2 separate regions of the Homo sapiens genome follow, and region 2 is linked to region 1. The links are chromatin loops, found by intact Hi-C in ENCODE. Cell type or tissue: gastrocnemius medialis. All regions are shown on one strand. Each heading gives the region's core, and the rest is flanking DNA. Links, peaks and the distances in the headings are about the cores only. Region 1 has its middle 17 kb from the start of RPEL1. Region 2 overlaps NT5C2 (5'-nucleotidase, cytosolic II).

Region 1 (5,384 bases), core at 264-5,263:
AGTGTTTAAATTTAGCAGCTCACTTCATCCAGGAGAAACCTGGGGACCAGTGCTCTGAGAAAGAGAAAACAATGGTTCTTCCCTACTCTACAGCTCTAACCCAAGGCCTGGGAGTCTAGATACCCTGGAGTTCTGTATTATGGTTAAAGGAAAGGGAGGAGGAAAGAGTCCTTGGTAATCGGTATAATCCTTTTTTTTTTCCCCAAGGGACAGAGTCCTGCTCTGTCGCCCAGGCTGGAATACAGTGGTGCAATCATAGCTCACTGAAACCTTGAACTCCTCCTTCAGCCTCCTGAGCAGCTAGACCTACATATACGTGCTACCACGCCTGGCTAATCTTTTTTCTTTTTTTAATGTTTGTACCAATGGGGGTCTCACTATGTTGCCCAGGCTAGCTGGAAATCCTGGCCTCAAGTGATCCTCCCACCTTGGCCTCCCAAAGTGCTGGGATTACAGGCGTGAGCCATTGTGCCTGGCCCCTTGCTATAATCGTAGTGGGGGCACCTGGGGCCCTGACTAGAACAGGGTAGGGGCTGAGATTTACAAATATTCATTCCCTTATCACTGTACTGTGCTTTAAAACCACATTCACAGCCATTACTTGAGTCTCCGCATAATCTTGAGAAATGCAGAGCAGATATTACTGCCTCTACTTTGTGGATAAGCAAACCAAGTCTGAATGGTTAAGGGCCTTGCCAAAAGTCACAGTGCATTAACACGAAGGGTCAGCATAGAGTCCCTATATCCTGACTCTCTGTTGGGGGCAGAAAAACTCTTCACACCCAGGTAGCTCAGAGTCCTTCTTGGCTTCTTGGACTTGGAGTCAAGGTTCTAAGTGGTCCCATTAAATGCTACAGGGAATGACTAAAATACCTCTTCCTGGCCGGGCGCAGTGGCTCACGCCTGTAATCCCAGCACTTTGGGAGGCCGAGGCGGGCGGATCACGAGGTCAGGAGATAGAGACCATCCTGGCTAACATGGTGAAGCCCTGTCTCTACTAAAAATACAAAAAAAAAAAAAAAAAAAAAATTAGCCGGGCATGGTGGCAGGCGCCTGTAGTCCCAGCTACTCGGGAGGCTGAGGCAGGAGAATGGCGGGAACCCGGGAGGCGGAGCTTGCAGTGAGCCGAGATTGCGCCACTGCACTCCAGCCTGGGTGACAGAGCGAGACTCCGTGTCATAAATAAATAAATAAATACCTCTTCCTGATGCCCTGTGGTCAGCCACCTCTGAGCACAGTTGCACTCTCTGGGATCATGAGCAAAACCCTCACTTTTGCAAAGTGTGATGCTCAGACCAGCTTTGAGGCTTGGTCATTCAGGGAGGCATTTAGTTATAATGCCCAGTGTGTCCAGGAATACTCAGAAGGGCCCAGTAGTGTTGGCCAAATGCTGAGTCACAGATAGGGGTTGGCCCTTGGCCACTGGCTCAAGATGAAATAGAAAAAAAAAAAAATCAGGAAATTATCTTTTACTAAGCTAAATGTGATTAAACTCCTGTCTTATTCTGAGATTATGTTCTTTCTACTTTTTTGGTATTAAAATTACCTTTTGGATGGGCACGGTGGCTCACTCCTGTAATCCCAGCACTTTGGGAGGCTGAGGCGGGTGGATCACCTGAGGTCAGGAGTTCAAGACCAGCCTGGCCAACATGGCGAAACCCCGTCTCTACTAAAAATACAAAAATTACCTGGGCATGGTGGCAGGCGCCTATAATCCCAGCTACTTGGGAGGCTGAAACAGGAGAATCGCTTGAACCCGGGAGACAGAGATGGCAGTGAGCTGAGATGGTGCCACTGCACTCCAGCCTGGGCAACAGAGCTAGACTGCATCTCAAAAAACAAACAAACAAAAAAATTACCTTTCATGAATTAGTGCTGACAGTAGATGGCAGTTTATTTTGATGTGCTGAATGCCAGAGTTAACAGATGGCCATCCTATGTAAATCCTCAAAATTGCTTTTGAAATGTTACTGATCCAAGGAATCCCAATTCTGCTAATCAACTCCCCATTTTGGAGGACCAGGAGTAAGGCCCTATGACTCCAGGATCTTCAGGGTCGTGGGAGGCCTCACCTTGAGAGCAGCAATAGAATATTCAACACTAAAAGAATCAAAATGCCCAGAGTTGGGCCTTGCCACTCATAAGTTCATGTAGAAAGAAAAGAGCCATTGTCACATGGTTTGTGTGTGTGTGTGTGTGTGTGTGTGTGTGTGTGTGTGTTTGAGACGGAGTTTTGCTCTTGTTGCCCAGGCTGGAGTGCAGTGGTGTGATCTCAGCTCACTGCAACCTCTGCTTCCTAGGTTCAAGCGATTCTCCTGCCTCAGCCTCCTAAGTGGCTGGGATTATAGGTGCGTGCCACCACGCCTAGCTAATTTTTTGTATTTTGAGTAGAGACAGGGTTTCATCATGTTGGTCAGGCTGGTTGTGAACTCCTGACCCCAGGTGATCCACCTGCCTCGGCCTCCCAAAGTGCAGGGATTACAGGCACGAGCCACCATGCCCGGCCTTTTTGTGTATTTGTTGCTGTTTTGAAATGGAGTCCCACTCTGTCATCCAGGCTGTAGTGCAGTGGCCCAATCTCAGCTCACTGCAGCCTCTTGTCTCTTGGGTTCGATTCTCCTGCCTCAGCCCCCCAAATAGCTGGGATTACAGGCATCTGCCACCACACCTGGCTAATTTTTGTATTTTTAGTAGAGACGAGGTTTCACCATGTTGGCCAGGCTAGTCTCGAAGCTCTGACCTCAAGTGATCCGCCCTCCTCGGCCTGCCAAAGTGCTGGGATTACATGTGTGAGCCACCGCGCCCAGACACATTGGTTTTATTTAACAAACATTATTATCTTCACTTCCATTTTAAAGATGAGGAAACTAAGACACGAGGGTGTTAAGAAACTTGCCCAAGGCCACAGCTAGTTAGCAGCAGAGCCAAGAGTTGAAGCCAGGGAGTCTGGCTGTGGAATCCATGCTCTTAATCCCTTCACTACACTGCCTGGTTGGAAGCAATTTAAGACTTTGTGGCATGTAATGGTCTATTTTCAGCCTGTGATTCCAAAGATGGCAAGTGCCTGTGGACTAAGCCGCCTGATCTGTGTTGAGCTACTGTCAGTGATCCCTTTTTGAGCCCCCTCCACAACACCACTTGGAAAATCAGAACAGGTGGACAGCCCTTTGACAGTCTGGAAAGACATCAGCAGCAAAAGCAATGAACTTTGGGTAAGGTTAGCAAGCCCTTGTAGCTTGGAACCTGAGAGGTCCTTTAGAGCCTAGGCTGGTAGCTTTCAAAAACAGTTTTAAAAGCAACCAAACCCTTTTTTCCAATATAGACCTATTTTCAGCTAATAGTATACATAGAAAATAGGTAAGATATGTAACATGTATGTATATGTACATATATACATACACATATATCCTTAGGTGGAACCCCTTCATAAAACAGATTAAAGTGGAGGTGTTGTGTGGAAGAACTAGGGATCCAGTTGGCCTTATTCTCATCCCTCATGTAACACTGAGCCACTATCTGGGACCCTAGAGCTTTGAGGAACAGTCTGAAGACCATTGCTCCAGACCAGCTTTTTCTAGGGAAGATATTAGTCTCATAGAATGTGTTATGGAAAAAAACAATTTCATGTTCAAATGCATCTGGGAAACCCTGGATGTGCTAACTTTGTTTTGAGGTTTGCAACTATAGGTATACCTCAGAGATATCGTGGATTCCATTCCAGACAATCATAATAAAGCAATAAAGTGAGTCACATGATTTTTGTTTCTTAGTCCATATAAAAGCTATGTTATTGTAGTCTATTAAGTGTGCAATAGTTTAATTGTGTAATAGCATTATGTCTTTTAAAACTATACCTTAATTTAAAAATACTTTGTTGCTAAATAGTGCTAACAATCATCTGAGCCTTTAATCTTTTTGCTGGTGGAGGGTCTTGCTCGATGTTGATGGCTGCTGACTTATCAGACCAGTGGTTTCGCTCTTGTTGCCCAGGCTGGAGTGCAATGGCTCGATCTCGGCTCACTGCAACCTCTGCCTCCCGGGTTCAAGCAATTTTCCTGCCTCAGCCTCATGAGTAGCTGGGATTACAGGCACCCACCACTACATCCAGCTAATTTTTGTATATTTAGTAGAGACAGGGTTTCACCATGTTGACCAGTCTGTTCTTGAACTTCTGACCTCAGGTTATCTACCTGCCTTGGCCTCCCAAAGTGCTGGATTACAGGCATGAGTCACCGCGCCCAGCCCAAGCTTCTTTCAAAATTGGAGTCAATCCTCTCAAACCCTACTGCTTTACCAACTAAGTTTATGTAATAATCTTTTTTTTTTTTTTGAGATGGAGTTTCACTCTGTCACCCAGACTGGAGTGCCATGGCACGATCTTGGCTCACTGTAACCTCTGCATCCCGAGTTCAAGCAATTTTCCTGCGTCAGCCTCCCGAGTAGCTGGGATTATAGCTATGTGCCACCACACCGGCTAAATTTTATATTTTTAGTAGAGACAGGGTTTCACCATGTTGGCCAGGCTGGTCTCAAACTCCTGACCTCAAGTGATCTGCCTGCCTTGGCCCGCCAAAGTGCTGGGATTACAGGCATGTGCCAAAGCCACCGTGCCCAGCATAATAAACTTTTTAATGTAATATTCTCTTTTTTTTGAGACAAAGTCCCACTCCGTCACCTAGGTTGGAGTGCAGTGGCGCCATCTCGGCTCACTGAAACTTCTGCCTTCTGGGCTCAAGTGATCCTCCCACTTCAGCCTCCTGAGTAGCTTGGACGACAGGCATGCACCACCACACCTGGCTAATTTTGATATATTTTGTAGAGATGGAGTTTTGCCATGTTGCCTAGGCTTGTCTCGAACTCCTGGGCTCAAGCAATTTGCCTGCCTCAGCCTCCCAAAGTGCTGGGATTACAGGTGTAAGCCACCACCCCTTGGCTAGTTTATGTAATATTCTAAATGCTTTGTTAACATTTCCACAATGTTCACAGCATGTTCACCAGGAATAGAGTCTATCTCAAGTAATCACTTTCTTTGCTTGTCCATATGAAGCAACTCCTCATCTATTCAAGTTTTATTATGAGATTACAGCAATTCAGTCACATCTGAATCACTCCACTTCTAATTCTAGTTCTGTTTCTATTTCCTCACATCTGCAGTAACTTCCTTCACTGAACTCTTGAATCCCTCAAAGTCATCCTTGAGGGTTGGGATCAACTTCTTCCCAGCTTCTGTTAATGTTGATATTTTGACCTCCTCCCATGGAGAATGAATTTTTTTTTTTTTTTAAGACAGCATCTTGTTCTGTCACCCAGGCTGGAGTGTAGTGGTATGATCTTGGCTCCCTGCAACCTCTGTCTCTGCCTTCTGGGCTGAAGCAATTCTCTTA
Region 2 (5,384 bases), core at 253-5,252, 110 kb after region 1:
TCCATGAGCATGTTTACCAGTGTGCTGAAGGAAATAGATTTTGGACAACAGGTCCTTCTTTAAATTAAAAAAAAAAAAATTCTTTATGACAGAGGTGTCATTATGCTTCTAATAGATGCAAGGAGAGTTACTTGCCTTTTTGAAACAATAAGAAAGGAAGAAATAGTTAATGTTTGCAGTTGCACGAAAGAGTAAATGTGGTAAATTTCATGAAGTTAACACAAAAATTATACATGTAGAATTATTAAATTTCCAGAAGTCTTAACCCCAAGGAAGACTAGAGCAACATAATGGTAGAAAGTGGGGGGATGAGTTGTTAATATTTATTTAAGCCCTTCACAAATATAGAGTGACTCTTGGTTTAGGATTATGAAACTATAGTATTTCTAACTTGGCTTACTGGCTCATTTGGGAAATCATAATGACTTTTTTTTTCCCCCCCCAATTTCGAAGGCTTGAGTTTTTTGGCTCTCTTGTGACTCCTGGTGCTTGGAAATCCGGAAGGAGGTACATTCCAGTTTTTTTCCAGCTCCAGCACTTTAGATTCTGAGCCGTTTCAGTAAATCCAGCAATAAGCTCCTTATTTCTGTTATTTCAGAATCAGTGGATACCATGGCTAGTGTCCACTCCTTCGCATTTCTCTGAGAAATTTTCAGGAAGATAGAAATGAACATTTATTAAACGTACTAGAAAATGTACTTTATGTACAATGTACCTTTTAATCCTTACCACAGCCTGCTGAGGTAGGGATTACTAGCAACATTGTACAAAAATAAGGCCAGGCATGATTGCTCACAGGGGTAATCCCAGTGCTTTGGGAGGCTGTGAGCCCTTGAGCCCAGGAGTTCGAGATCCCTCTGTGCAACATAGTGAGACCTCATCTCTACAAAAAATAAAGATTACCAGGGTGTGGTACAGCAAACCACCATAGCACATGTTTACCTGTGTAACAAACCTGCACATCCTGCACGTATACCCTGGAACTTAGGAAAAAAAAAATATTAGCAGTGTGTGGTAGTGCATGCCTGTAGTCCCAGCTACTTGGGAAGCAGAGGGAGGAGGATGGTGTTAGCCAAGGAGTTTGAGGTTTTGGTGAGTTGTGATTGTGCCTCTATCCTGGGCTATAGAACAAGACCCTGTCTCAAACAAAAAGTCAAAAAATAAAAAAGGCTACTAAGTCAACAGATAAGATGACTTATATGTAGTGTAGGGGAAAGAAATATCTTTCCTTCCCATCTTAGGTTCATGGTTGCGGCCCCTATAAGAAAAGACAGATTAGTGAGAGAAAAGCATACAGATTTATTTAATGTAAGTTTTATGGGACACAGGAGCCTTCATAAGGAAATGAAGACCTGGAGAAATGAGTAAACCTGTGTGTTTTCTATGACAGGATTGATAAAGAAGTGGATAGTTGTAGAGAAGTATGGTTGGACAAAAGGGGGTATGATCTAATGGTGATAAACTGGGAGGAACTTAGTAAGCTCTGTTCATTCAGATTCTTTGCTGCGTCCCTGGGTCTTCAGAGGTAAGGATGTTCCTTTCCTCGTGGTATAAGGATGACACCTCTCAAATGAGAGTAGTATGACCTGCTTTAGGGGAAGGTGAGAAAAATTCTTCCTAGATTTTATGACTTCCTTCAGGGAAGAAGTCGGGAGGTGAGAGTGACCTTCCTGCTTCTGCTGTTTTCTCAAATGCCCAGGTATCATATTTTGGGTTCAGATGTCCTAAATCCTATCAGTAACTAGCAACAGATTTGTTAAAACTCATAGCTGGAATTTAAACTCAGGTCAGTTTCTATTTCTCATGCTGCTCCCAGCTTTCAGAACAGAAATTATCCAGTAACTCTAGATGAGATATCAATAAGAGACAAAAACCCATAAACAAAGAAGATCATCCTTAATTTTTTCCCCCCAAATGAAAACCCTGCCTGGGGCAAAACTGCATGTTTCTTTTGCAGTTGAATTGTAATCTTCCATCTTTAGAATACAGATAGAAACTGTGTTAAAACACAGTTTTTCTTTTGCTTAATTTTTAGAAATAATCTTAAAGCTTCGTTAAGCCTCAGGATTACTATATAAGTACTGTATTAGAAATGTTGTTAGAATTATTATTATTTTGAGACAGAGTCTTGCCCTGTCACCTAGGTGGGAGTGCAGTGGGGTGATCTCGGCTCACTACAACCCCCTCCTCCCGGATTCAAGCGATTCTGGCGCCTCAGTCTCCCAAGTAGCTGGGATTACAGGCGTCTGCCACCACGCCTGGCTAATTTTTGTATTTTTAGTAGAGACAGGGTTGGCTAGGCTGGTCCAGGCTGGTCTTGAACTACTGACCTCAGGTGATCTGCCCTCCTCAGCCTCCTAAAATGCTGGGATTACAGGCTTGAGCCATCGTGCCTGGCCGAGAATTCTAAAATTAAATAGTGCATTTTTTTCTCAATTAAAAAATCTTAGGGGGATTGGAAATACATTTTAGGTCCCTCTCTTTTGAATTTTTCTGCCCTCCCCTCCTTTCTAGGCCATATCATTAGCCTCTGGGGAGTTATCCCAAACCTAAGCACTTGGCATTAACAAACCTCAAGTGTGGGAGAGGTGATGAATAAAGCTGTTAAGAGTACCGGGGAAGAAATTAAGAGAAACTAGCCTGTGATGTCAGTAAATCAGAGCATTATCTTGCTACTAGCAGAGGCATCTCAGGACCTTTGATCCCTGTCCTCTCGAACATAGTAGATGCACTCTGATCTTGTTTTATTGTTATTGGAATGGACTCAACTCACTTGACATTTAAGTGAACATTTTTTGGATGGTGTGTTTACTTGGACTAGAGTCCAGGGCCCTCATCATGTTTCTGTCAGCAATTGTATATCCTCACCAAACTTACTGGCATTGGAGGTGCTTAAATGAGTGAGAAAAACTATTTAAAGCAAGAAATATTATGCAGTATTGGTGTATTGTCACTACAGGCATCTCAAGTCCAGCATTAAAAAAATTTATGGTAAAATATATAGAATATAATATTACCATTTTAAACCATTTTCAAGTATACAATTCAATGGCATTAAGCACATTCACAAAGTTGCACAATGCTCACCACTATCCATTTCCAGAACTTTTTCATCATCCCAAACAGAAACTCCATACCCATTAAGCAATAACTCCCCATTCCCTCCACCCCTCAGTTGCTAGTAACCTCTAATTTATTTTGTCTCTATGAATTTGTCTGTTATAGGTATTTCATAAAAGTGAAATTATACAATACTTGTTTTGTGTCTGGCTTATTTCTTTTAGCATATTTTTTAAATTTGTCCATGTTATAGCATATATTACTTTTTGAGACTGAATAATATTCTACTGTAGGTATATACATTTGTTTATCTGTTCATCTGTTGATGGACATGGGGATTGTCTCCACCTTTTGGCTATTATGAATAGGCTGCTGTGAACATTGGTATTTAAGCATCTGTTTGAGTTCCTGCTTCCTGCTTTCAGTTGTTTTGGGTATATACCCAGGAATGGAATTGCTGGATCATAACGTAAATCTATGTTTAGCTTTTTAAAGAACTGCCAAACTGTTCTCTATAGTGGCTGTAACATCTTACATCCCCACCAGCAATACATGAATGAGAGTTCCAGTTTCTTCACATCTTGGCAATACTTATTTTCAGGTTTTTTGTTGTTGTTTGATAATACTCATTCTACTGGGTGTGAAGTTACGGTATCTTATGGTTTTGATTTCATGTTTCTCTAATGGCTGGTGATATTAAGCATCATTTCATGTGTTTATTTAGTCAGTTATATAACTTCTTTGGAGAAATATCAGTTTTTTAAAATTAGGTTTTTAAAATAACTGTGGAGTTACACATTCTGCATATTAATCTTTATATATTCTGGATATTAATCCCTCATCAGATACACAATTTGCAAATATTGTCTCTCATTCTGTGGGTTTTCTTTTCCCTCTCTTGATCATGGCTTTTGAGGCACAAAAGTTTTTAATTTTGAAGTCCAGTTTATCTGTTTTTTTCTTTTGTTGCCAGTGCTTTTTGCTGTCATAGCTGTGAAATCATTCCCAAATCCAATATAAGGAAGATTTTCTGCCATGTTTTCTTCTAAGAGTTTTATAGTTTTAACTCCTACATTTAGGTCTTTGATCCATTTTGAGTTTACTTCTTTTCTTTTCTTCCTTTTTTTTTTTTGAAACAGGGTCTCACACTGTCATCCAGGCTGGAGTGCAGTGGTGTGATCTCAGCTCACTGCAACCTCTGCCTCCCAGGCTCAAGTGATTCTCCCATTTCAGCCTCCCAAGTAGCTGGGACTATAGGCTCGTGCCATCATGCCTGGCTAATTTTTTTATTTTTTGTAGAAATGGGGTTTCACCATGTTGCCCAGGCTGGTCTCTAATTCCTGGACTCAAGCAGTCCACCAGCCTCAGCCTTCCAGAGTGCTGGGATTACAGGCATGAGACTGCAACTGGCCACGCCTTTTTTTTTGTTTAATGAAACCAATGACAATGTAAAAGTCTGTGCTTTAGCATTTCTTCTTAAAGAACGATGAAACTCTTTGATGAATTAAGATGGAAGATTAGCTGAGCTGAACTTACTATTGATAGCGTGTAAACTGGTTGCATCTATTTGGAGTTCTTACTGTGACGAGAGGTCTCTGAAAGGAATGTATTTGTTGAAAAGTCTTTGGTACAAAACAAGAAAGGTAACCTTTATCAAAAAGACCAAAGAAATTCTCATTGTCCTAGGTCATGAAATAATACTCAGGGCATCCTCCTCACAACTTGGAAAATATAGAACTTGTGCATTACCTCATCCCACTGGCTTCCAGATTATATGTGCAAGAGATATTTGTGTGAGGGAATGAGCACTTCTAAGTCAGTGAAAGCTACCAACCTGTATATACCCTCTGACTTTTTTTTGGAGACAAAATTTTGCTCTTGTTGCCCAGGCTGGAGTACAATGGCGCGATCTCAGCTCACCGCAACCTCTGCCTCCTGGATTCAAATGATTCTCCTGCCTCAGCCTCCTGAGTAGCTGGGATTTCAGGCATGTGCCACCATGCCTGGCTAATTTTGTATTTTTAGTAGAGATGGGGTTTCTCCATGTTGGTCAGGCTGGTCTTGAACTCCCCATCTCAGGTGATCCACCCATCTTGGCTTCCCAAAGTACTGGGATTACAGGTGTGAGCCACTGTGCCCGGCCCTCTGACTTATTCTTGAGAGATTTATCAGTTTGTGAATGGATCAAAAGCATACAACTGAAAATTAAAGAACAGAAAAATAGATGTAGTTTGACTTACTACATCTTAAAAATGCATTCATGATCTCCCTTAGTGATCTTTTTTCTTAAGAGTTTTTGGACTCTTGCCCTCCCCCACAAATAG

What was found. A loop is a pair of places that touch in the nucleus more often than their neighbours do. Peaks named below come from ENCODE experiments on the same cell type or tissue, not always from the same donor. Only the 100,000 strongest peaks of a DNase experiment are listed, where the experiment ranks them.
Region 2: it touches region 1 in a loop (6-fold over the local background); 3 of 110 quality-filtered maps call a loop at or near these places.

Annotation. Positions count from the first base shown.
Region 1 is chr10:103,225,936-103,231,319 of GRCh38, reverse strand. No RefSeq gene overlaps it. Among named protein-coding and RNA genes, the nearest start is that of RPEL1, 17 kb to the left of the region's middle. RefSeq lists an enhancer at 1-482. In gastrocnemius medialis, for the core only: no CTCF peak of the experiment used is centred there; a DNase peak (open chromatin) is centred at 2,949; H3K27ac peaks cover 4,083 bases.
Region 2 is chr10:103,118,907-103,124,290 of GRCh38, reverse strand. All of the region lies in intron 4 of NT5C2 (5'-nucleotidase, cytosolic II), which reads left to right. Among named protein-coding and RNA genes, the nearest start is that of NT5C2, 72 kb to the left of the region's middle. In gastrocnemius medialis, for the core only: no CTCF peak of the experiment used is centred there; no DNase peak of the experiment used is centred there; H3K27ac peaks cover 5,000 bases.